Regions from separate parts of the Mus musculus genome. Here regions 2 and 3 are each linked to region 1. The links are chromatin loops, found by intact Hi-C in ENCODE. Cell type or tissue: left cerebral cortex. All regions are shown on one strand. Region 1 holds the start of Gm5086 (predicted gene 5086). Region 2 has its middle 11 kb from the start of Gm34087. Region 3 overlaps Lncenc1 (long non-coding RNA, embryonic stem cells expressed 1).

What was found. A loop is a pair of places that touch in the nucleus more often than their neighbours do. Peaks named below come from ENCODE experiments on the same cell type or tissue, not always from the same donor. Only the 100,000 strongest peaks of a DNase experiment are listed, where the experiment ranks them.
Region 2: it touches region 1 in a loop (6-fold over the local background); 4 of 42 quality-filtered maps call a loop at or near these places.
Region 3: a loop joins it to region 1, with 7 times the contacts of the local background. A loop is called at or near these places in 3 of 42 quality-filtered maps.

Annotation. Positions count from the first base shown.
Region 1 is chr13:97,556,704-97,564,703 of GRCm38, reverse strand. Gm5086 (predicted gene 5086) reads right to left here and starts at 4,704. Exons shown (of 3, transcript NR_046157.1): 1 at 4,498-4,704; 2 at 719-844. In left cerebral cortex, a CTCF peak has its summit at 2,171; DNase peaks (open chromatin) are centred at 2,294, 4,338 and 4,878; H3K27ac peaks cover 5,221 bases.
Region 2 is chr13:97,629,306-97,637,305 of GRCm38, reverse strand. No RefSeq gene overlaps it. Among named protein-coding and RNA genes, the nearest start is that of Gm34087, 11 kb to the right of the region's middle. In left cerebral cortex, a CTCF peak has its summit at 966 (motif pointing right); DNase peaks (open chromatin) are centred at 3,586, 4,258, 5,037, 5,274 and 1 more place; H3K27ac peaks cover 7,009 bases.
Region 3 is chr13:97,439,372-97,447,371 of GRCm38, reverse strand. All of the region lies in intron 1 of Lncenc1 (long non-coding RNA, embryonic stem cells expressed 1), which reads right to left. Among named protein-coding and RNA genes, the nearest start is that of Lncenc1, 8.4 kb to the right of the region's middle. In left cerebral cortex, a CTCF peak has its summit at 4,864; DNase peaks (open chromatin) are centred at 5,384, 6,031, 6,247, 7,538 and 2 more places; H3K27ac peaks cover 2,823 bases.

The DNA.
Region 1 (8,000 bases):
GCAAAACCAGACCTATCCCCTCGTGGACTTGACATTCTAGTGGGGGAAGATCGTCAATAAATCCAATCATCAAATGTCAAACAGTTGTTTTATATAATGGTAGTTATGCATGCTGCTAAAGAAAAGAAGGCTTGGCGAGATGCTAGAGTAACATGTCAGAGAAGGCCACAATGAATTGTTGAAAGCAATACACCCTTGAGGACCAGAGTTTGGGATAGTTGGCATCTGAGGCAGCATGATGAAAATCAAGCCAGAGGTGGACAGAAACTTGACCATCCATAGACCCATTGGCCACTGACTTAGAGAGGGATCGATTACAGTTCTGGGTACCCATTTCCTCCTGAGTTGAAACTTGCCCCTCTAGAAGGAAGAAGGAGGCTCATAGAATTTGGGTAAAGTGAAACTTAAAAGGCTGTGGAAGCATCTGGAATGCACACAATTCCTGAGGAACCCCCCCACCACACACACACACACACAGGTTATGGAAGTGGTACACCTGTCTAGGGCAAAGACTTTCTTCAGACCAGTCAAGGGGAGAGCAAGCTGTGCATGGAGCTCCAAGGATGTACCTTGCCTGAGTCGCCACCCATGCTGGGTTGGGCTTTGGGGTGATACAGTGGCCTTTGAGTCACTCATGTGCGTCTAAATCAGCACCCATGCTTTGTAAGCAACCCCAATAAACTCTCTGGTTCAGCCTGTCAGACTTGAATGGACTCACCTCTCTTGTCTGTCATCCGGGCCCTATCTGACGTGAATAGGCATTTGTTCCCATCTTCCCAGGAAGTCCCGATGAGAAAGATTCCATAAGACCCTGAATGTGCTGTAGTTGGGACTGTGGAAAATCCTGGAAATGAAAAAGGAAAGAAAATTATACAAAGATGTCATCACCAGCCAAGCATGGGCTAGAGGCACAAGTAGCATTCACAACCTAAATTATCTTGAAGACTTAGGACTGTGTCAGTTGGAAGAACAAGGTGGACTGCCTCTATGTCCCTGTATTCAACTGAACTTTATTCTCTTTTCGTTTTGTTTTGTTTTGTTTTGTTTGTTTTGTTTTGTTTGTTGTTTTTGTTTATCAAGACAAGTATTCTCTCTATAGTCCTGGCTATCTTAGAATGAGGGCTGGCCTTGAACTCAGAGATCCACCTGCCTCTACCTCCCAGTGCTGGGATTAAGAGCATGTGCCACCACACCCAGCTAACAAAGCAAATTCTGAACTTTATTCTCTACACAGAAGAAGTCTTCACCCTGTCTGTAGCCCTCGTTACACTCTCTGATGCTGGTAACAGTACAAAGTAATTAACGTGGCAACGAGAATTACAAGCAAATTGTAAAACCCTTCGCTGAATTACATAGATTCTTAAACTAAGCTCTCATTTGCGTCTCACAGACTCTCTGCGTCTCAGTCCAGATGTATCTTGTGCACTAGCATTGTGTGTTTGTTAGAGTAGTGGGGTTTTCCCCCTCCTCACTCTCTGATGCAGTAGTGAAGGGGTGTCAATCCATTTTTTACAGTAAAATCTCATTTTTAAATGCCTACCTGCTAAGAATAAAAGAGATTAGAATTACTCTCTCAGTCTACAATGACTGTCCTTTAAGTGCTTAGGAGGGACCCCGATTTTGAATTATCAGTCATCTAATTCCTGGTTTTTTAAAAAAAAGGTAAGAAACTCATATAAAGTATAATAAAATATGTACTTATATCAATGTCTAGGATCACAGTCTGAAGTGCCTTGCTGGGAGAAGAAATTCCCTCAGAGATTCCATCTAAAAACACCCCAAACCCTTCTGATTTGGGGTTATGTACCATGCATCTTTATATAGCCAGGTTCCTTTCATCGTGTAGTATTCTCTGTACCAGTTAAGCTCCTTAAGTTTGTCTCCTTCCACTCCCACATTTGAGTAAAATGAGCACCTTTCATTGCACTGTTCATCTTATGACTTTGGCTCCTGCCTGTCACATCAAGCTAGGGACTTCCTTGGATAGAAGTGACAAGCCAATCTGTCCTTCAAGTCAAACCACAAAGGCATTTACACACAGACTACATCAAGCTCTCTTTAGAATTCTTTTCCACCAGTGCGACTGTGGATCATGTTCGATATTTGAAGAGTCAATATAGGAAACAGCAGTCATAGAGCTGGCTGTTATTATCCATTGTCATGCATAGCCCTCATCAGGCTCATGGCTTTGATGTTGGTTCCCCAGTTGGCGGTGCTATTCAGGGAGCTTTTAGGAGCTAGGACCTAGGTAGCTGAGTCAGTCACTAAGAATAGGCACTGAGGCTCTGGTACCACAGATGTTTCCAGTTAGGCTCTGGTCCCTGGTCTTTGTGAGATGAACGGCCTCCGCCATGTGCTCCTGGTCATGAGCTGAGTGACTGTGCCACGCTTTTCCTGCCATGATGGAATGAAACTATGCTGACCCCAAATAAAGTTGCTTCTATCAGATACTGTGAGTACAGCAACGCAAACTTAGCTGCTGCCAGTATCATACCATAACACACTCAACAAGTCCCTCTTGGAGCTTTCCTCCTTGAAAACCAGAAGCTTTCAAAGGGAATGGTCGCTCATTCAGCATTTCTTGTATAGACTTCATGGTTGTTTCGCTATTGGTTTGGTTTGGTTTGATTTGGTTTTCTCTTCTTTCCTTTCTGCTTTGGCTGGCAGGGAAGTCAGCTTTGCATTAAAGCAGTGGAGTCCCTCAGTCTATTTCTGATATGATCATCTCTCTGTTATAGTACCAGCCCTCATCCTGTATAAATCCTCTCTGGGGTCTCAATTTGCATTTAAATGTCTATCGGATATATTGAGTCGATTTTGAAAGTGCTCACTAAGTAGTAAATATAAATAAGTCTTTGGGCTCTTGGGCAAAAGGAAGACCAGGGACATATTTACTTACTCATCTGGCAACCCTGGGTAGAACTCCATGTAGGCCCTGGGCTTTCTTTTTACTGCACGCAGACTAAACAACCTCCAAGTATCTTCTCCATCCAGTGTTCCCATAGTCTCTCATTTGAGGACAATGGGGTTTAACTTTTAAATCATGCACCTGTGGAACAGCCTAAAAAGCTCTTACTTTGGAGCACGTGCAGCCAGGCGCTCACGCTCTCCACTCTGCCTCAGAGAAACCGTGCTGAATTTTTATTAGCTCCATTAAAAAAAAAAAGTTGAAATCTATGGTATTGCACTCGTCATCTTAAAATAAGATGCCAGAGAAGTTTTGTGTCTGAAGAGTCTTGAAACAGGTTTGACCTTGGCCTCTGTAAACTCAAGTACTGTCTGCAAGCTCGCCTGCATAAAGCCATGGTCCTGGCTACAATACTAGACCCAAGAAAACCCTTTGACAGTTTCCCCAGCACTGATTGATTTTCAATACATGAGAACCAACCCACATATACCTTAAAGGAGGAAATCAGCCTTAAGCTACTGCCTGGCCCTGGGAGATATCACAGCCTCGGGATCCCTGTTCCCCTCTGGCTTTTTTTCTGGTGTGCACAACCTTGCATCATCTGTGAAACCTGTTTTCTTACTTCTGTTTTCTTACTTCAACATCTACTTCATACAAGATTCAAACTCTTAAACCGAGCTCTCCTTTGACTGAACTGAATTCCCTTGGAGGAATTACCCCAGTGTCCAAACAGAGCATCACTTAGTCATTGGGCAATGCTCTCAGGAGACAGGACAAGGTCCAGAGAACAGCTGCATATCTGTGACCTACTCCCACACAGGGCAGTACACTCATACCTGGGCTTTCTCCAGACAATAACTGTGACTTCCAAAAGCCCAGCATCCTCAGCTATATCATGTGGATGATGTAGAGGCAATGTTATTAAATTACCTTCTAATTAATTGGTTCTCAGTGTTACCAAGACAGATTGCTAGTGGCTGAGTACCTTGATTCTGTGATTTAGTTATTACCCAGTCTAACTCTAAAGAATTAAAAGCATCTGCAAAGTCAATATGGGAAGGCATGTGACCAGCACTTAGCCATTGTTAGTCCAGGTTCTACACATGCCTGTGCTTCTGTCATAGGTTAAAGGTGAGAATGCATGACGACAAACTAGAAAATCTTTACAACAGCCATCTCCCAAGAGTTGACAGTGCTCTTTATATAGAAGCCCTTCCCTAAATACTGTCTGGTTGGAAATGGTGTGTATATTCAGGTATATAGAGAGCTCACACGAAGCCCAACATCCTACTATATCCACTTGAATCCATTCTCAGGCCTCGGTTTGCCCCAAGTCTTCCCAGCCCAAGCTGTGGCTTCTGTATTGCTAGGCACTCGCATTCTCCACTCTGCCTCAGAGAAACCATGCTGAAAAAAAAACTGTGTTGAAGTCTATGGTGTTGCATTCGACATCTCAAAATAAGATGCCAGAGAGTTTTCGTGTCAGAAGATTCTCGGAGCCGGTTTGACCAGAGCCTCTGTTAAACTCAGGTATCATCTGCAATCTATGGGTTGATACAGCAGGTGCTTCAGTCTCTCCTCAGACTTACCCAACTCATCAGAAGATCTCATTTGCTGTGAGGCAACTCTTGGTTCAGATGAGCTCACCCCATGCCTCATCCATCATCACCTTTCCTTAGTGAGTTCTCTCACATCTCCGAGTCCCTTCAGAAACACACCTCGACCTGAGCTCCTGTCCCCTCACCTCTGCAGAAGTTTCATTGGACTGTCTCTTCTCTCTAACCTTCAGAACTTATGTTTTCTCTTCCTTACCAACTAATACTGCGGATGCTTTCTGTCCCGTTCTGAAAATAAATTTCCCTTGGTTCAGCTTCCCCTTGCAACCACAGCCGGCTCTCTGTCCTTCTCATGACGAAGCTTGCCACCTCCTCCTCTGTTTCGCTTCCCTTTCTCCCTTCCACACATTGCCATCTGTCACCAGCCTCCAGCTCTGCAGAACACCAACTCTCATAAAGGTTACCCGCAGCTCTCTGCTACCCGGCCCACGGGTGTATTTTTAATTCTTAGCCTTCTGCTGTACTTGGCCTTGATCCCTATGCCCCACAGTCACCTTCCACTGTAGTCCTCTGGTCTCCTGGCTTTTCTTTCTGACCTCCCTCTTCCTCTCACACGTGCTCCAACTCCTCCACAAACGCTCATCCTACCTCTGCTTTCATTCTTTTCCTTCTGCTCGCTTTCCTTGGTCTCAGTGCGTCTCACAGTTTAAGCATCTTCTTTGACGTTTGACGTACAATTTTATAGTCTGCTTCTCCTACTCTGAACTATTTATTAAACCTTTAAAAAGTCACTTTACAAACTTCTGCTCCCTTACCTACTCAGGGTAAATGATATTGAGGGCATCAGTAAAGATCCCCCTTTCATAGCCATTGATCCAAGCCTGCACAGGACTTAGCCCTGAACTGATAAATAGTAAGATCAACACACGACAGCTATTGTTACCTTCTTATTGCCTTTCACTGTGACCTGAGACTGATCTTCTCTCCTGACTTCATCTCATGTGCTTGCTCCATGATCTTGAGCTTCCCATTTCCAGTCCCCGATGCTCCAGTCCATGCCTCAAGCCACTTTCTAGACACCTCCATGTGTCCACAGGACCTCAAGCTCCTCACTTACCATAGGCTGAGCTGGGTCACTCATATGTCAAAGCCTCTTTAAAAGGGAACTGTCTTTGGAGACAGGGCCCTAATTAATCCGATGGATGGCCTGAAGAGGAAATGAGGCAAGGGGCAATATCAGTGGTGTATTCACACCGTGAGAAGACCATAAGGAAGAAAGGCAAGTAGGTTGCCATTTTCAAGCCAGAAGGAAAGGCTTGACTAGCTCCACTCAGGACCTTGATCTTGAACTTAGAGTCTTCAGAACAGTGATCTTGAGCTGTGTAGAAAGTGGCTATTCTGTCAGGATAGTCCTAACAAACAACTACTGTCTTAGGGTTTTACTGCTCTAAACAGACACCATGACCAAGACAACTCTTATAAAGGACAACATTTAAATTGGGACTGGCTTACAGGTTCAGAGGTTCAGTCTATTATCATCAAGGTGGGAGTATGGGGGTATCCCGGCAGGCATGGAGCTGGAGGAGTTCCTCTTCTTGCTCCAAAGGCAGCTAGGAAAAGACTGACTCTCACATGGTTGGGAGGAAGGTCTCATTACCCACCTCCATAGTGACACACTTCCTCCAACAAAGCCACAAGGCTACATCTCCTAATAGCACCACACCCTGGGCCAAGCACATTCAAACCACCACAACTGCATACTCCAAGATGGCATCTCGGCATCTTCTTTTAAACGTGAGCCCTTTGCTTTGCATTCCCCTTCATTGCTCCTCAAAACCCACGTTATCCAAGAGCCTGCTGGTTTTGATTTTGGAATAGCTCATAGCCTGTGTGTCACCTTTGTTAACTCAGAGCTATCTGGTCTTTCATCTGGTCTGTTACAATATCCTCATACTTGATGTATGTCTCTCTCTGCTGCATTTCTCCACTTGAGTTCACCCTACACAGCAGCTGCATTAATCACTCTGAGGCACGGCCCTATTTGCAGGTGCCTTCAGCTGATTCTTTATTAGCTTCCCACTGCCAGTCTCTTAGTCAGACACTGAAACTACCCGCAGTCTGACTTCAGCTTATCTATCTGCCTAGGATCTGCTAGTAAACTTCCTTGGGCTTTTATTTAGTTGAATAAAACAACTTACTGCTCCTGGGAAAGGGCTCCCCCTCTCTGATGATTCTCTTTTCTTTCTTGCCACTCAACAGCACTAAGCATCTTCTTCCTCTAATTCCAACAACAGAAGGTCTTTGCATTGAGTTGATGCATTGAGTTGATGGCTTCAGGACAGACTGATATGCCATCTGTGTGCCATTCTTATCTCTCCTCAGCTGCAAACACAGAGGCCCAGTGCCCAGCATATTCCGATCCACACACAGGGCTTCCCCAGCCTTGGCTGAATGGGTAGCAAGGGCATGAAGACAAGTGACCTTGATAGTCTTAATCTTTTATCACAAATGAGTTATGAAGCAAAATGGATCACAGGTCTATATTTATTCTGGAATTTAATCTCTAGAAATGAGATAATTATTTTTTAAAAAATAGAAAATGACAGTTAAGAGACAGAATACCAAGGATGTTGTCATTAATACTCAGCCACTGTTGATCTTCCTCCCCCAATAACAATTTCACCTTTATTGATCACTCCTGAAAAGTGACCAGCTTACAGAAGCACCTGTGCCGTCTTAACTGGCCTCCATATCCTCCCAGGTGATTCTCCAGCCCAGACTTGCTTCTCCTCTTCCTTGTGAACATCCATGGCAGGTTAAACCTGTGGAGCCAACTCAGAGATGTGCACTGTAGGATCTGTTCTGATTGCTCGTTTCTGACAACCCCTTCTTAAACCTAGAACATCACAGCACTCTACTTTCTAAAAGCCATTCATCTACTGGGCTGGTATGTCTGGGTTCTCTTTCTGCTGTTCAGTATTCAAGCATTATTGAGGATTAGGATGGACACAATTCTCTGAGCTAATTTTCATTCAAATTGACAAAGAGTGCATCTCCCATGCTGCCATAGCCAGGGACTGAATCCCCAGGTACAACAGATCTTCTTAGAGGTAATCACACCTTGGCTATTTTGCCATGGTCTTCAAATACTACATGCTATAACTTGCTGCATCCATCCTAGGAAAAAGAGATTTTTGCCAAAGCTAGTTATTAATTTACTTATCTATTTTTGCAGAGGCATTGTTCCTCCTCTATTAAAACAAGAAAATGAACTTATCCAAATAAAGCCTTAAAACAAATAGGAGAAACACCCAAGACTCAAAGAAGTGAGATCACATACTTGCTGGTTAGACACAGTCACTAGCCCCGTGAGAATCCCTTTCCTTGTGTGCAAAGTGGCCTAGCAACTGCTTTTCTCACCTTCTATATAATTTAGCTCAATTAATGGATAAGCAGTTTGAACATTAGAAAGTGCTAAATACGTGTGTGTGTGTGTGTGTGTGTGTGTGTGTGTGTGTGTGTGTGTGTAGTCTCCA
Region 2 (8,000 bases), 73 kb before region 1:
CTTGCATTCCCTTTTAAAATCTAGATTCTGCACACAGAGGATGGCATGCGACTTTTGTCCTTTTGGGTGGAGCTTATTTCTCTGAGCATGATGATCTCTATGTCCCCCCATTTTTCCACAGTGAAGTTTGTTCTATGTGGCCGGGTAAGCATGCATTGTGTGTATACCCCACCGACTTTATCCTTTGGTGGGCTTCTAGGCAGTCTATATAGCCACTACTGTGAATACAGCTGCAGCAAATGTGGAGGTACAAATGCCTCTCTGAAATTCAGACATAGATTCTTTCTAGCATGCTCGTGGTTAGGACAGTAGGATCACACGAGGGTCCTATTTTTAGTGTTCTGGGGATCTATCATTCTGTTTCTAAGGGGGGAGGGTTCCCCATGATCCTGTGGTCCAGTGATAACCACCATTCACATTTTCCCTCAACACACACACAACCAAACACGCATGTGTAACACATGCACTCACGGGCCCAGATGTGCAGTCTACTTCCTAGCTTCTTACATGTAACTACATATTATAAAGTTTCCATCTCATTAAGCAGAATTTATTATATAAGGCTTGCAGCATATCCCAGTCTATAGTCGTGTTGAAATTACTTAAACAACCTCTCTTGTGGGAATTAGGCAGTTTGTCATCTCTGCATGTCTTAATGAAGCTGGGAAAGACATTCATGTCCCGTTCTGTGTGCAGTCACTCACTTATTGACATACTTAAAACTGTGCCTTCTGCTTCCAAGAGAACATAAAGATCTTTCCTATATATATTGAGGAAGCTTGTACCAATAACATGCCAGCCAGAGCATGAAAGCATCAATCTCTCATTTCATTGTCATTATTGAATATTGCAATTTGTTAGTTTAAAGCTAATACACCATTAATGTCTAATTTGAATTTAGCTACTATAAAAATACATTTTTAAAATTTATTTATTTATTTTATGTATATGAGTACACTGTAGCTATCTTCAGACACTCCAGAAGAGGGCATCAGATCCCATTACAGACGGTTGTGAGCCACCATGTAGTTGCTGGGAATTGTACTCAGGACCACTGGAAGAGCAGTCAGTGCTCTTAACCACTGAGCCATAAAAATACATTTTTAAATGTCCATCGATTTTTAAAATTTTCAACATTAGTGAAAACTTTGTCACTGTCTCTGGGGCTATTGTTGCATTAGACTTTTTTTTTTTCTTTCTGACTTGCGGAAGTTCCTCAAACATTAAAGACATAAACGTTTTGTCTCTTACAAATTCTTTTTGCAATGTGGCGATTCTTTGTAATTTTGTTTATGGTAATTTTAGACGTAAAGCAGGCTTTTAATTTCTACCCAGGAAAACTATCAATCTTCTCTTTCATCCTTCAAAAGACAGTCTCTGAGATCACAAAGCTATTTGCTTTCACATCTTCTATTTGCATAGTTAACGTATTGTAGGCTTATTTGATGTACCAATGAGATAAGAATCTAATTGAACTCTGATTGCAGTAAGGTGAATGATGTTGGTTCAAAGATAGCAGGTCTTAATCCCTGGAACCTGGATGTATTACCATATGCACAGAAAGATCTTGACAGCTGGGACTAAGTTAAAGATCTTGACATGAGGAGATTATCCTGGGTTAGCTGAGTGCCACAAGAACCTAGTTGTACTGCTCTTGCAAGACTTAGGAAAGTTTGCCACACACAGAGGAGACAGCCATGCAAAGACAGAAGTCAAGACTAGATGGTGCCCCCACAAGCCCAGGGAAACTAGCGACCACCAGAAATGGGGAGGAAAAGAAGAGGACCTCACCTACAGCCTCAACAGGGACCTCTGCCCAGCCTACTCTGACTGAACGGGAAGGATTCACTGACATCTGGTCCCCTGATCTATGGGACAATAAATCTGTTTCATTAATCCACTGAGTTGAGGGGAATTTGTTAGAGCAGACTCAGATATAACAGCCCACCAAGGGGTGTTCTTCAGAGCAAATATAACCAACCCATACTTGCCTTGCTTGTCTGGAATGTCATTTCTACCCTCTATAAGATGCTTATCTATGCATCCATTGGCTTCAGGCTTTTCAGTCTCTGTCAGTCTATTCTTATATTAATAGTATCATGTGAATTGCCATATCGTGTCTCTTCCATTTTGTATCTGGCAGTTGATTATCCCATTACAAATATAAAAATGTATTAAACTAGTTAGCCCTCTGAAAAATAAAAAAAAGTTAGAATAACTTGTTTTAATTTTCTACGAGTTTTTATTCGGGAATAAGTGTATATTAAGTTTGTAAATTAATTTGCAAAGAAACCATCTTATAAAATTATGACCTGATCTCATTTTTAAAGCAGATAACTATTATTAAAGTCTTCACTCTATGTCCAGCAGTAATTTGTAACTTTCTCTTCTGCATACTTTCAACTTTTTACCTAGCTGCTCTGTCAACTCCCTCCTGCTTCTTCTTCTGTCTCCCCTGCCCCTCCCCACTCTTCATTTCCTTCCTCCTTCCTTTGTCTTCTCCTCTCCTCCACCCTATTCTCTCTGCCTCCTTCCCCTTTCCCGTCTTCCTTTCTTCTGTGCTGCTTATATAATGCTTCTGAGTAGAGGGATGACATATGATTCCTTCCATGGCAGCTAATTTAAATTTCTAACTTTGTTTTGTGATTTTCCTAGGCTAATACTGGAACTCATATGTAAGCTCCAACAGATGCTGTGTGGGTGGTGGCAAGAAGGAGTGCTGGTTTATGATGTGTGGGGGTGGGGATGAGGGGCGACGCATGTCATTTTTAATTAACACTTGATAATCAAGTGATCTGTGTTTATATACTAGGAGCACAGCAGGCATGTGACTTGTACCAAAGAGGAAAATGTGTGCCCAAGAGTCACCGTAGATTCGCTCCTGCAGAGAGTCTCTTGACTTCTAATCAATGGTTCCTTTATCTTAAATATGGGGAGAAATAGTCTGTGCTACCCTGGAGTTTTGAGCCTTCACCAACTCTGCCTCAGCTCCATCCTCAGATGCAGACCAAGACCCAGGCCCAGACCTAGCCCCGCCCCAGATCCAGACCCAGACCCAGCCCCTTGCCCCAGACCAGACCCAGACTCAGCCAGAATTCACACATGCCTAAGTCAGGCAAAAGGGAAGCCGAAGAAGGAGATGTGATCCCCTGCTCTAAGGAGCAGTCATCTCTCTAGGCTACCCCACCATGAGTTCACAGGGCAGAGACGGTGGGTGAGGATATGAGAGATGGGGGAGACAAGAGTGTCTTTCTCAGTGGGAGATGGACAGAAAGGAAGAAATCTGCCTCTCCCTCACTCTCGCCATCCTCAATTGATCCTGCAGCCCAGAACAGCTTCCAGCCTTGGGAATACACTAAGCAGATGTTTTAATGGAACCTCACATTGGACACCACACTAATGATCATTAAAGACTAATTAATTCTGGTGGTAATGACTCCACTATCATTTTTATTAAGGTGCAAGGGCAATCTGTAAAAAGAAAATCATCTTCCCAGCTAAGCAGACTTTCTTTAACTCGTCAACACACTGCCAAAGAAAAGGGAACATTCTGCCAGCACTCAAACTGGGGGAAAAAAGTCCTCAGGCAAGTTTATATAAAACCCCAGAAAAGTGATACATAATAAATTAAATATCCCGAAATAAGCAAAGCATGAATATTTAAGCACTGGGCTAGTTTAATTCGGAGCAAGCAATGAGACCCATGCTCTTTACACAGGATGGAAAGTTTAAGCCGGGAGCTGCCCTGGGTCCCTTTTTATTCAAGACACTGGCAAACATCTTGTGTCACTAACTCATTGTCGAGCTGTAGACCAAGGTCAATATTTCCAGGGACTGGCATGGACTCCTGTAGTCTACTAAGATGAGGAACTGGAGCACAGAGCATACATACAGCGTGTGTCATATGTAAATAGCTTATGGGTGCTAAATGATAAGCCAGCAGTATCTTGTTGGGGTCCAGAACACAACCGAGAACAATCACAATAGGCAGAAGTGAGGACAAAGAGAAGTGAGCTCAAAGAGGGCAGCAAAGGAGAAACAGGATCATACCGCCTCTTCCAAACACAGTAAGAGGAAGCGCTGCATACTTAAGGAACTTCTCCCTTCGTGAACTTCAGGTTTGATCCCCATCAAAATTTCTGCTCTCTGATGCTTAAATAAAGTTTATTCTACCTTATGTCATGTTCTACGCGGAGTCTGGTGTGCACAATATTTTTGTGCACAAAAATAACACACACGGGATTGGGAAATGGCTCGGTTACTAAAGGGATTGCCATACAAGCATGAGGATCTAATTTGATCCCCAGCACCCATACAAAAGCTAACTATGATGGTTTGGGCTTGGGATTCTGGTGCTGGGGAAAGCTCACTGGCTAGCCAGACTCAGCAAACCTCAAGTCTTTGTGAGAGATCCTGTTTCAAAAATCAAGACAGCCAATGTCCTGGTGAACAACATCTAAGGTTGACCTCTGGTTTCCAGATTCACAGGCATACATACCTGCACGCGCGCGCGCGCACACACACACACACACACACACACACACACTTCACCTTTAGCTTTTTCCTATTGTTTTGTCATGTGCAGTCTGTGTGTGTGTGTGTATGTATGTGCATGTGGTATGTGTGTGTGTGTGTGTGTGTGTGTGTGTGTGTGTGTGTGTGTGCATGCATGTGTGTGTGTGTGTGTGTGTGCATGCATGTGTGTGTGCATGTGGGGTGTGTGTGTACATGTGGGGGGGTGTGCATGTGGGGTATTTGTGTGTGTATGTGTGTGTTTGTGTGTGTGCGGGGGGGTACTGATGAGCCTCACCCAAGGGAATAACGCACAGAGAGACAGAAAGATGTCAAGAAAGCAAAGATGAATAGCCTCAGCATTGCAAGCCACAGAGGAATGGATGCCCGGAGTCTTCTGGTATGGGAAACAGATTCCACAACTCGACACTTAAAAACCATTTCCTTGCTGCCTGGCAAAGTAGGAGAACATCATATGTGTGATTTCATTCGTCCTCCCACGGTTCTGAGATAGGTGTTAAAACCTCATCCCTTACTGTAGATAGAAAAAAAAATAGACATCGAAGGCAGAGGACTTGCAGAGGCTTCTTCCTCCAAGTTCATGGTCCTCATCACACACCAGATTAGTGGGTGATGGTCGAGTCGGGAAGAGAAGCAGCAGGAGTTAAGCATATGTCAGATCTATGCAGACACAGAGCCGGGGACAGGTCTGGGAGACTCCCTGTCCTCACATGGTCATATTATAGTTTACATGCATCTACCTTAAAACGCGGCTAGCTGATTCCTGAAAATAACTTGACAGCTCAGCTAAAGCAGGAACTGCAGGTTCTCGATGCTATGAGTGAAAACCGCCCGTCCTCTCGCTCCAGCAGAACACAATGAAATGATCTGTGGTTTTGGGTTGGGTTTTTTTTTTCCCCAGACATGGAGTGTTTTCAAAACTCTTGCAAACTCCTCTATGTTCTTGTTCTTTGAAATCTGGCAATGAATAATGAACTAGAAACATCTGGGATGATTCCCCCCCCCCCCCGCCCCAATACTACACAAGAATGGACTTCTATTCTTGTTTCCTATTCAAGGAGACTAGAGCCTAGAGAAACTGACTGTGTCCTGGGCATGCACTCAGGGACCAGGGGACAGCAACAGGGGCAGGATGCTCATGTCTCTTCCATGAGACACAAGTTCCCCTCTTTGGTATCGGCAGATTTCCACACGAGGTATGACCTGTGTGGATAGCCATTTCTCAGCCAGCTTCAAATGCTTTGCACAGAGGATGGTGATACGTAGGGGAAAGTCACCTGGCAGGCTCTGATCCTCCTGGATTCTAAACATGCAAAGGCAGGGGGATGGACGAGAAAGAAGAGAAGCTTGCTCCCATTACTTGCTGATAGAGAAAGCACTGGTTCCGTTAGGGCTTTGAAAAAAAAAAATCCACTCTCAGGTGGAATCTAAGTGCCATTTGATTGAGTCTTAGTGCCATCGCCCTAGACGAATAGATTTTTCCCTCCTAGTGTCCACTTTATCAGCACCCCTTGGTCTGACCTTCAATACTTCACCAAGCTACCCTGCTCTCCAGCATCCCAATCATTACATCATCATCCTTCCACTCAGGGAAGGGCTGTACTGGAGTTGGGAAGAATTGTTTGCTTCTGAGTCTGACCAGCTGGGCTTCTCCGTGCTTCTGTGCTGGGATAGCTCACAGCAGCACACTGTCTCTTCTATGACTGTGTGGTTTTCTGATTAGTACTTATTCATAAATGAAGACCATAGACCAACCTGTAGGTCTCAACCCGACAGGGGTCACACATCAGATACTCTGCACGACAGATACTTGTGTTACAATTCATAGCAGTAGCAAAATTGTGGTTATGAAGTAGCAATGAAAATGATTTTATGGTTGGGGGTCAACCACAACCTGAGGAACTGTATTAAAGGGTCGCAGCACTAGGAAGGCTGAGAACCACTTCTGTAGACTGTTCTTCGATGGTTCAGATGGTAAGTGCATTCATGTGAATTCAGCCACACTGGGTTGTGTTCACGGAAGGTAAAAGGTGGCTAGATTTCCTTGCCCTTCAGAAAGTCATTTATTGAAGAGGGATTTTGCTTTTTATTTTATATTTATATTGTGCATAAATATAATGCCATAGATTGTAACCTAACAATCTACATTATATATTAGTATCTATGATTTATTTTTACGGTATTGGTTAAATTTGTACAAGTAAGAAATATGCTAAATATTTTTCAATGGGAGGTACAGGTAGGCTGACCTAGAAATCAAGCTCCTCCTAATCAACTCTTCCAAATGCTGGGATCCCACGTTTATTCCGTGAGTGGCTCACACTCACACTATTACACAATTTGACCTGCATTTTAAACGACTGTCAGATTTTTGTTCATACATTTTGTAATCGTATAGACACATTCATTTTAAAGACACCTAAGGATGCAGTAATTTAAGAAACTACTATCAAAGACTGATAATTACACCTTTTAGAGGTAATCTCTGATTATATTTAGATATATGCCATTTCATCTTTGTTTCCTGTATATTTGTTCCCTGTATATTATACACATATATTCTGTATATTATATATGTATCCTGTATATTATACACCTCTTTGTTTCCTGTATATTATATACATATTTAGTAAATGTAGACATATTTTTAGATACCAGCACAGAATTAAAGCATATTTGCTGATTTTAAACTGACTTAAGATCGTTTTCACTTAAGACTCTATTACGGGAGCTGGAGAGATGACTCAGCAGTAAAGTGCCTGTTGCTCTTGCAGGGTACCCGAATTCTGCTCCCTACATCCACATGGTGGTTTATAGCAATCCAGAGAATCTTACACCTTCTTCTGACCTCCTCAGGCACCAGACATTCACAGGGTATACATATGTGCATTCAGGCAAAACACTCGCACACATAAAATAAAATAAATATATCCTTAAAATAATATTCTATGAACATCATTCAATTTGCAATGGTATATAAGTGTCAATAACTTTGATTTGAAGACAGCCAAGTACAGCATTCTACTGTCAGCCACCACTGCTCATGACAAATTTGTCTAATAGGAATAATATTCCTGTCTATGTATTTTTTGCCTTTTTTCTGTGTGTGTGTATGTGTGTGTGTGTGTTGAGTCACTGTTACATGTATGCAGGTATCCTTGTAGGCCAGAAAAGGTTACAAGCGGAGTTATCAGCACTTATGAACCTCTTCCTGTGGGTGCTGGGAACCGACCTTGGGTCCTCTGGAATAGCAGCAAGCCCTTGCAACTCCTAAGCCATCTCTCCCACCCCTGCCCCAGGTTTTTTTCTTGCTGGTCTCTGCAGAGGTTGCCAGGCTGCCCTGCTGGAAGAGGCTGCTGCTTCTTCCCTATCTGTAGTAAGAGACCACGCGCCTATGCCCTGAGCATCGTGGGCACTGTGACGCTCTCTTCTTTGCTGCCTGCACTGGGTGTCAAACCCACAGCTTT
Region 3 (8,000 bases), 120 kb after region 1:
GCACTCTGGGCGGAGCCTTTGAATGAGAGTCACTGCTAGCATCCGGGACTGAAGGCACAGGAAAGAGGTATCGTTATCCTGGGGTCCATTTTGTAGTGAAACCCTGAAGGAGGAGCGGCCTGCTGGAGCTGTCTTCAAGAGGAAACTAATTTTTAGAAGCACAACACAGAACAGAGAAGCAATCCCCCACCTCCCCCTCATCTTACTCTCTAGGCTCTGCTACACCTCCCACTCTGAAACAGAGGCAGGGGCATGGAAGACAAAGTCCTCCAGTGCCAAGTGCCCAGCGCACACAGCAGGGAAAGTGGAAAGGGCAGGAATCGCCAAGTCACTGACTGGATGACACCTATGAAGGGCCGGGGCTCTCCATATGGAGGCAGCCACCAATTGTCTGTCTCTCCCTGGCAGCGTGAGTCCTCACCCTACACTGTAATGTTGACTCTCCCTAATCGAAACACAAAATTACTCAAGCTCTGTAATTGCCCCACTAAAACACCATTTTAAAAAAACGCCTTTACGTATCTGCACACCACCTCAAGAAAAACCACACCTCAAAATTGTCCGTTCTTACCTCCTCAAAGCTAATTAAATTAAAGCATGCCTGCTGCATGCTGTCAGAACAACCGGCCTATGGGAAGGAAGGCTTGCCACCTTAGCTGGCCACCAGATGACTACAGACAACTGCCTGTCTCCCTCTTCTACCACAGGGAGATTTTTTTTTTCCAAAAACACTTCACTTTGTTTCCTGATGGTTATGGTGGATCGGGAGGCATCGTCGTCGTCAAATACAGGAACCACCAATCTTAAAGAAGTAAAAGGAGGAGGCGAAACACGGACAAATAATGAAGCGTCTGCCTCTTAGTCATCCAGTCCTTAGGTAAATAGCTTCTTGTAGCCTCAATATGTAAAATGGAGTGTTATGATGATTAAATGGGAGGTCATTACACTGAGGCAGCTGTGGCGTCCTCGGACGCTCCATCCACAAACTAGAATGTCAACTCAGCAGGAAGAATCACAGCTGGCAACTGAGACTTGTTTTACCTGGCAGAACATGCCAACCTAACCTCTAACCTGCGACTTGAAGGCTACTACCCCACTCTAGTCAGTCACCTCTCTACTGGGATTCAATACTTACCATATGACCCCCTCCCCTGCCCCCACTCCCACCCTTGGCTGGAACTCCAAACACCTGCAGTTCGGAGCTGTCCAACTCATGAATCATGGATATCTGCTCAAATGGTCACTCCAAGGCTTCAATATGCATATACCTTATCTCTCCACAGGGGATACCCTGTGTATTGCTTTTAACAATAGTAGCTGTCTCCAGAGTTTGAAGCAAAGAAAACAGCACTGTGTCACAGGATTCAAAACATGCCACATAAAAATACCTAGCTGGTCTCTTAGCTATAATAATATCATCATTACTACAGTTATTACTGCTGATATTTAACATTTCAAATGCTACAATAAATTTTTTCCAGTTGTTGATCAATCTGTGCTCCAGATTGTTAAGTTGACCTCTCAGATCATCCTGCCAACCTGAGTCTAGTCATGGAGATAGAAAGAAGTCAGCAAGTCAGGCAGTGGTGGTACACACCTTAATCCCAGTACTTGGGAGGCAGAGGCAGGTAGATTTCTAAGTTTGAGGCCAGCCTGGTCTAGAGTGAGTTCCAGGATAGCCTGGGCTATACAGAGACCTCCCTACAAAAGAGAGACAGAGAGAGACAGAGAGAGAGACAGAGAGAGAGAAAGAGAGAGGAAGAGAGAAAGGAAGAGAAAGGAAGAGAGAGAGAGAGAGAGAGAGAGAGAGAGAGAGAGGAAGAGAGAGAGAGAAGCCAGCAAACAGCCTTTGCTTTCTCACAGCCCCAGGAAGGTTCACCCTGCAGCCTCCCATGCTGTCTATCAGCTAGCTCCTCAGTAGCACAGCATCTCCCAAGCAGAATTATAGCCCCTGCTTCAAAAAGGACATAGCATGCTTGGTTGTTCCCACTTTGGGCTCTCCAGTACCCCTGGTATCTGGAAAGGCCTGGCTTTTGTGTGCAGTGGTTGAAGAGAACCGCAGAAGGGAAAATTCTAAGGAAGGGCTATGCCCACGTCTTCTCTATATTTTCTATTCTATCCGCCAGCTCCCTTCGGTTTCGATTTTATATCATAGCTACCTATAATTCTATTCTGAAGACATGAAAGAAAAAAAAGCAGAGATTAATTTGGTGCTCATACATATGTATGCATGTGTAGTGTGTGTATGGTGAGGTATGTGATATGTGTAGTATGTGTATGTAGGGTGTGATGTGTGTGATATGTGTAGTGTGTGTATGTGGAGGGGTGATGTATGTGGGGGTGTGTAGGATGTGGGTTGTATGTGTATAGGGTATGGTGTGTGTGTAGTGTGTGGTATATGTGTGTGTGCATAGGATGTGGTATGTGTTTAGGATGTATGGTGTGTGTGCATGTGTGTATGATGTGGTGTGTGTGGTTGTATGGTGTGTGTATGGTGTAGGATGTGGTGTGTGTATAGGGTGTGTATACGGTGTGGTATGTGTGGTATGTATGCTGTGTGTGTGTAAAGTGTGGTGTATGTGTGTGTGCATAAAAAGTGGTGTGTGTGCAGGTTGTGTGGTGTGAGTATGTGTGTAGGATGTGGTGTGCGTGCGTCTGTGTGTAGGGTGTGGTGTGAGTATGAGGTGTGTATGATGTGTGTATGTATATGCATGTGTATGGTGTGTGTATAGGGTGTGGTGTGTGTGGGTACATGTGCACATGCACATAAGTGTATCAGCAGGCATGTGTAGTTCTGGATGATATAAAGGGTAAGAAGCATGAGCCGCAAAAAAAACAGGTAGAAAATAAAAGAAAGAAAGCAAAAAGAAAGAAAGGAAGGAAGAAGAGAGCGGGAGTGAAGCAGGGAAGAAGAAGGAGCTAACTTTCAATGTGATATTTTAAATAGTACTGAATGACCGGTCAGGACAAAGGCGGGAGTCTCCCAGGTTTGTGATCTCCTATGGTCTGTCTTTTATGCTCCCCTGGAGGTGGCACATTTGCTTCCACTAGGCCTGCGCCCCAAACTGTAGACAGGCATTTACCCTGGGCCGGCCTATGAAGACTGATGGGCGCGAGGTGGGTCACCGAATGTCAAAATGACTCACTAAAAAAATCACCCTGTTAGCCTGCCAAGCACCCCGGGCCTCTGGCCATCAAATCTGCGTCCTTCCACTGGAACTCTTGTTCCCAGATTCAGCGGTGAGCAGGTGGTATTTGTTTTTCAAAACTTGATCACAACTATCAGCCGCAAAAATTACCTGAACCAAGAGGAATCCCCCTGCTCGCTTTGTCTTTATCAAAGCTCCCTTTCAGAGAGCCTGAGGACCCGGAGGTCACATATTTCCTGTATGAAGTCAGGGAACCCAGGACAAGTAGTATCATTCAGTGTGTGCGCAAGCATTGCAAAATGCAGGTTCCTCTGCCCAGTTCCAAGGGTTGCCACAGTCACCAAGTTTATTTTGGTGACCTTTGAAAGCATGTATTTGTCTCAATAGATATGTTTTCTTTCCTAGATTGGTGTACAAAAGTCACAGGGAAAAAAATTACTTAGGAGGAAAATGTATTCTCATTGGTGTTTGAATAAGTGTTATTCACATCACAGCATAGATGATACACAAACAGCAGCGATGTTGGTTGGTAAATCTCCAACTATTTGTACATCGTTTGAACCTTCTACTTGCAGCCTTGGCCAAAAAAGAAAAATAAATAATGAAGAAACAGCAAAATTATAATGCCCATATTCCTCGTTGTTCCCATTTTCTATTGTGGTAAAAGGACGGCCAAGGTAAGCTCTACCAGTGTCACCACACCAAGTGTCACCACACCAAGTGTCACCACACCAAGTGTCACCACACCAAGTGCACTGGTCAGTTTCATTGAGACTGGATGACGCCGGGTAGTGGTGGTGCACGCCTTGAATTCCAGCACTTGGGAGGCAGAGGCAGGTAGATTTCTGAGTTCGAGGTCAGCCTGGTCTACAGAGTGTGTGAGTTCCAGGACAGCCAGGGCTATACAGAGAAACCCTGTCTCGAAAAAACAAAACAAAAACAAAACAAAACAAAACAAAACAAAACAAAACAAAAACAAAAAGACTTGATGATGAGTACCTAGTGATTAAACCGATGCATGTTAGTGTGCATCCACCTCCTTGAACAGCTGACCCCTTAGACTGTAACTCCATGGCCCCTCTCCCCAGGCCTCTGGTGACCACAGTTCTGTGAGTTTTCAGTTCTCCCACAGAGGCGGAACAGCACAGTACTTATCTTTCTGTATCTGGCTTACTTCACTCTGCAAAATGTATTCAAGGGTGACTCATGTTGTAGCCTGCATCAGATATCAGAATATCACCCTTTTCTAAGGTTAATGTCCCATTGTATGCAAATGCCACATTTGTTTATGCATTCAAACATTATCTACTCTGCTGGTGGACACTTGGGTTGTTCTTACCTTAGTCACTAATGCCCCTGTGTATGTGGTGTAGGAAAATCTGCCAAGTCCCTGGTTTCAGGTGTGTGGGCCATATATGCCTTTCACATTATTTTAATTATCTTTATGGAAATTCCTTCATCTGTCAGGGAAAACCAGTCTTTCAGCCCAACATGTGTTTTAGAGAGAGCTGTCGCTAACCTGGTAGAGGAGGTGAGCATCTCACACAGGAAGCTAGCACAATGCGGGGATCTGTGCAGCGACAAAGGCAGAGCCGGCGCACATCCTCCTCCTCTTCCTAGCTTCCTGTGCTAGATGCCCACTTCCTCCTCTATTCGGTTAACGACAATGTGGGGGATCTGTGCAGTGACAGAGGCAGAGCCGGCGGGCGGCACAGCCTCCTCCTCTTCCTCTAGGGCTTCATTTTAGAAATGCCCAGGGACCTCTTTGAAAAGGAAGTTGTCTTCACCATGAGAATGTGTGCTGTGAACTCCTGAACTGCTTGTCACCAGCAGCAGACAAAGACCCGGCAAGCTGGGTTAGAGGGAAACAGAAGCAGGGGGTGGAAGCTGGGTGGGGGAGGGGCATGTTATGCCCCAATGCTGGGGAAAGGAAAGTTCCATATATAGAGAAGGGGGGAGAAGAGAAACAAAGAAATCAGTTCTCAGGTAGAGGGAGGTAGTATTGTGACAGGTGACAAAGAGACTTTCTTCAGCACCCTGAGGCAGAGGACCCCCCACCCCAAGAACTGCTGACATAGAAAAGCCGTAATTCTAAGTTCACACTACACTCTCTAGATTCCACAGGAACTCTAGCAAGAACGAAAAAAGAAAAAAAAAAGAAGCAGTTCTCTCAAGAACCCAGCTTCTGTTGGTATGGAATCCAGCAGAGACAACAAATCTCACAGGAACTCAGCCCACAGCTCCCAGGGCAGACTGCATCCAAAAAGAAGAGTCATTCCAGAGGCACACACAGTGTGAAGGCTGGGGCAAGGCTGGGCCTTTCTTCTAAGGTTGTTATCTTCAAATTGAAGAGTGACACCCCCCCCCCCATCTAACCAAACCAGAGAGGACAGTCACAATGAATCCACTTGAAACCTGTCTCCCAGGCACTTTTCTTGAGTCGCTTACTCAGCAAATGTGCAAGGCCCCCACACGGAGCACGGCGCCCACGCAGAGACACGGAGCTAGAATAAGGCTGTTCTTCCCCTGGGGGCTCTCCGCTAATAGAGATGGGCGTGTAAAAGCAAGAGTGGGACAGGGTGGAGCTTTCAAGACCCTGGGTTCCATCTTCAGGACCTCCTAGCACTACCACACAGACAGACAGACACACACACACATAGAGCACACATAGAGAGGTACGGCTTACAAAAGAAGAACATGTGAAGTGAATTATCACATAGGACACTTAAGAGCAGGTCTAGAATGCAGAAACAATATAAACTCCAAGCGATCCAACCACTCACTAGGTTTATTATTAGTTTCCTCTTGCTGATGTAACAAGGAACTCAGACCGTAATAGCTTGAAACAATGTAACTTTAACAAAGTGGAAGTCAGATGGCCAGAGTGGGTACTAAGGGCTAAAGTTGGGTGTCAGTACAGCACTGCATTTCTTCTAGAGGCTTCTGCAGAGACTCTCCAGTTCCTGCCCTCTCCGGTTGCTGGATGCCTGGCTCCTTTGGTTTCTTTTGCTCCCAGCTTGCTTCCAGGATTGGCATCACGCTGATTTCTGCTTCTGTATGCACATGCCCTGACCCAGCTTTCTGCCTCCCTCCTGACCTAACACTCCTACCTTCCTCTTCTGAGAGTGCATTGGCCCATCCAGAAAACAAACTCTGTCTTCAAGATTCTTGTACTAGTCACAGCTATGCAGTCTCTGTGCGCTGTAACGTGACAGGGCCTGGAGATCTTTGGGGTGGTAGTGAGAGACAGAGGTGTCAGGGACAGTACTCTATCGTGTCAACTCCTTGCAAGACTAAACATTCTCTAAGTGAATAACTCATGCTGTTCTTCTGAAAACACTGTTGCTTTTTCCTTCAGTGTGTGTGTGTGTGTGTGTGTGTGTGTGTGTGTGTGTGTAAAGAAAAAAAATGGAATAAATTGCACTCCATTCAAACCCTTGCCAAAAATCATCTAGTTTACATGGTAAAACTATCATGAATAAAGTCAAATGTGTCAGCCATCTTCTGCAAAACCTATTCTCTTTGCAATGTCTGCATCCTCCCCCCCCCCTCGGACTTCCTGTGTATAGATTTTTCTCATATTCTGGCCCCTCTTGCCTCTCAGTAGATACTAGTGGGTCCCTTGGCTGACACAGATTTTCACGAACTTATGAAATTCACATTAGCCAACTTCACTATGCAAGCTACATACAGGAAAGAACTGAGAATTACTGTTGGAAAGTGCTTATTTGGATCTAAAAGGAGATGTGATGAGGGAGATAGCTCAGTGGGTAGGAGTGGCAGCGTCACAAGTGTGAGGGACCTGGGTAGGATGCCCGCACCCTAACAAAAAGCTGAGCTTGACCCCACACCACGGTAACCTCAGTGCTGAGGGGTGTGGAGACAGAGGGATGAAAGAGACTTGCAGGATGCAAGTCTGTCTCAAGGTTCCATGAGAGACCTCAAGGGAGATCAACAGGACTGAGCATCCATCCAACATCTTCCTCAGGCCTCTGCGCGTACACACATAAGCACACTCAGAAGTCAATATCTAACACATATATACCACACTCACATGCATATCTACACAAAATTTAAACCTAAAACATTCATATGTCAAAAGTCTAGGTTCTTCTCTGGGGTTCACCACCCTAGTTGGAACCTAGAAGGTCCTTTACCCCAAGGTACAGTGGCCTCCGGAGTTCAGATCAGAGTTCTTTGTGTCAGAAGATGTTACGTGGCATCTCCTATATGACTCTTCTCTTTGAAGTTTAAAAAGAGGCCAGAGACTCCCTTTTAAATACACATGAATGAATGCAAAACCAACTTCTGATTTTGTTTCCTGGAAAACTCCCACAAAGAATCCTTCCTGTTGGGTGATGTTTGACTCTGGAACATAAACAAGTTTCGACTAGAGGACAGACAGTATGTAATCAATACTCCTTGGCTCCTGTCCAGGCCTGTCACGCCTGGCACTTACATCGCTGCAGATACCGGGGAGGGAAGATCGCACCACATTTAAAAGCAGATCAACAGATGTAGGGCTGGGGTGTCAGTGAGAGTCGGTTACAGGGCTGCTGAAAGTCTTTGTGAATCTCAAATAATGACAATATGGCAATCCTCGGGTGTGCTGGCAGATGGCCTCAGCCCCCACCCTGCCAGGAAAGCCAAGGCCAACCTTTCTCCCTCCCTCGGAACCTCATTTTCCAGTCTTGGTCAAGCCTCTGCTGCTCTTTGCCGCCCTCGGCTACCCACTCTGTGGTTCAGAAACTCCCTATGAGCCATACTGGAGGTTTCCCCTGAGCCTGCTGACCCACTGCTGCCTCCTGCCTCAACACTATTCTGCAACTGAGCTTTCCAGCTCCGTCCCTC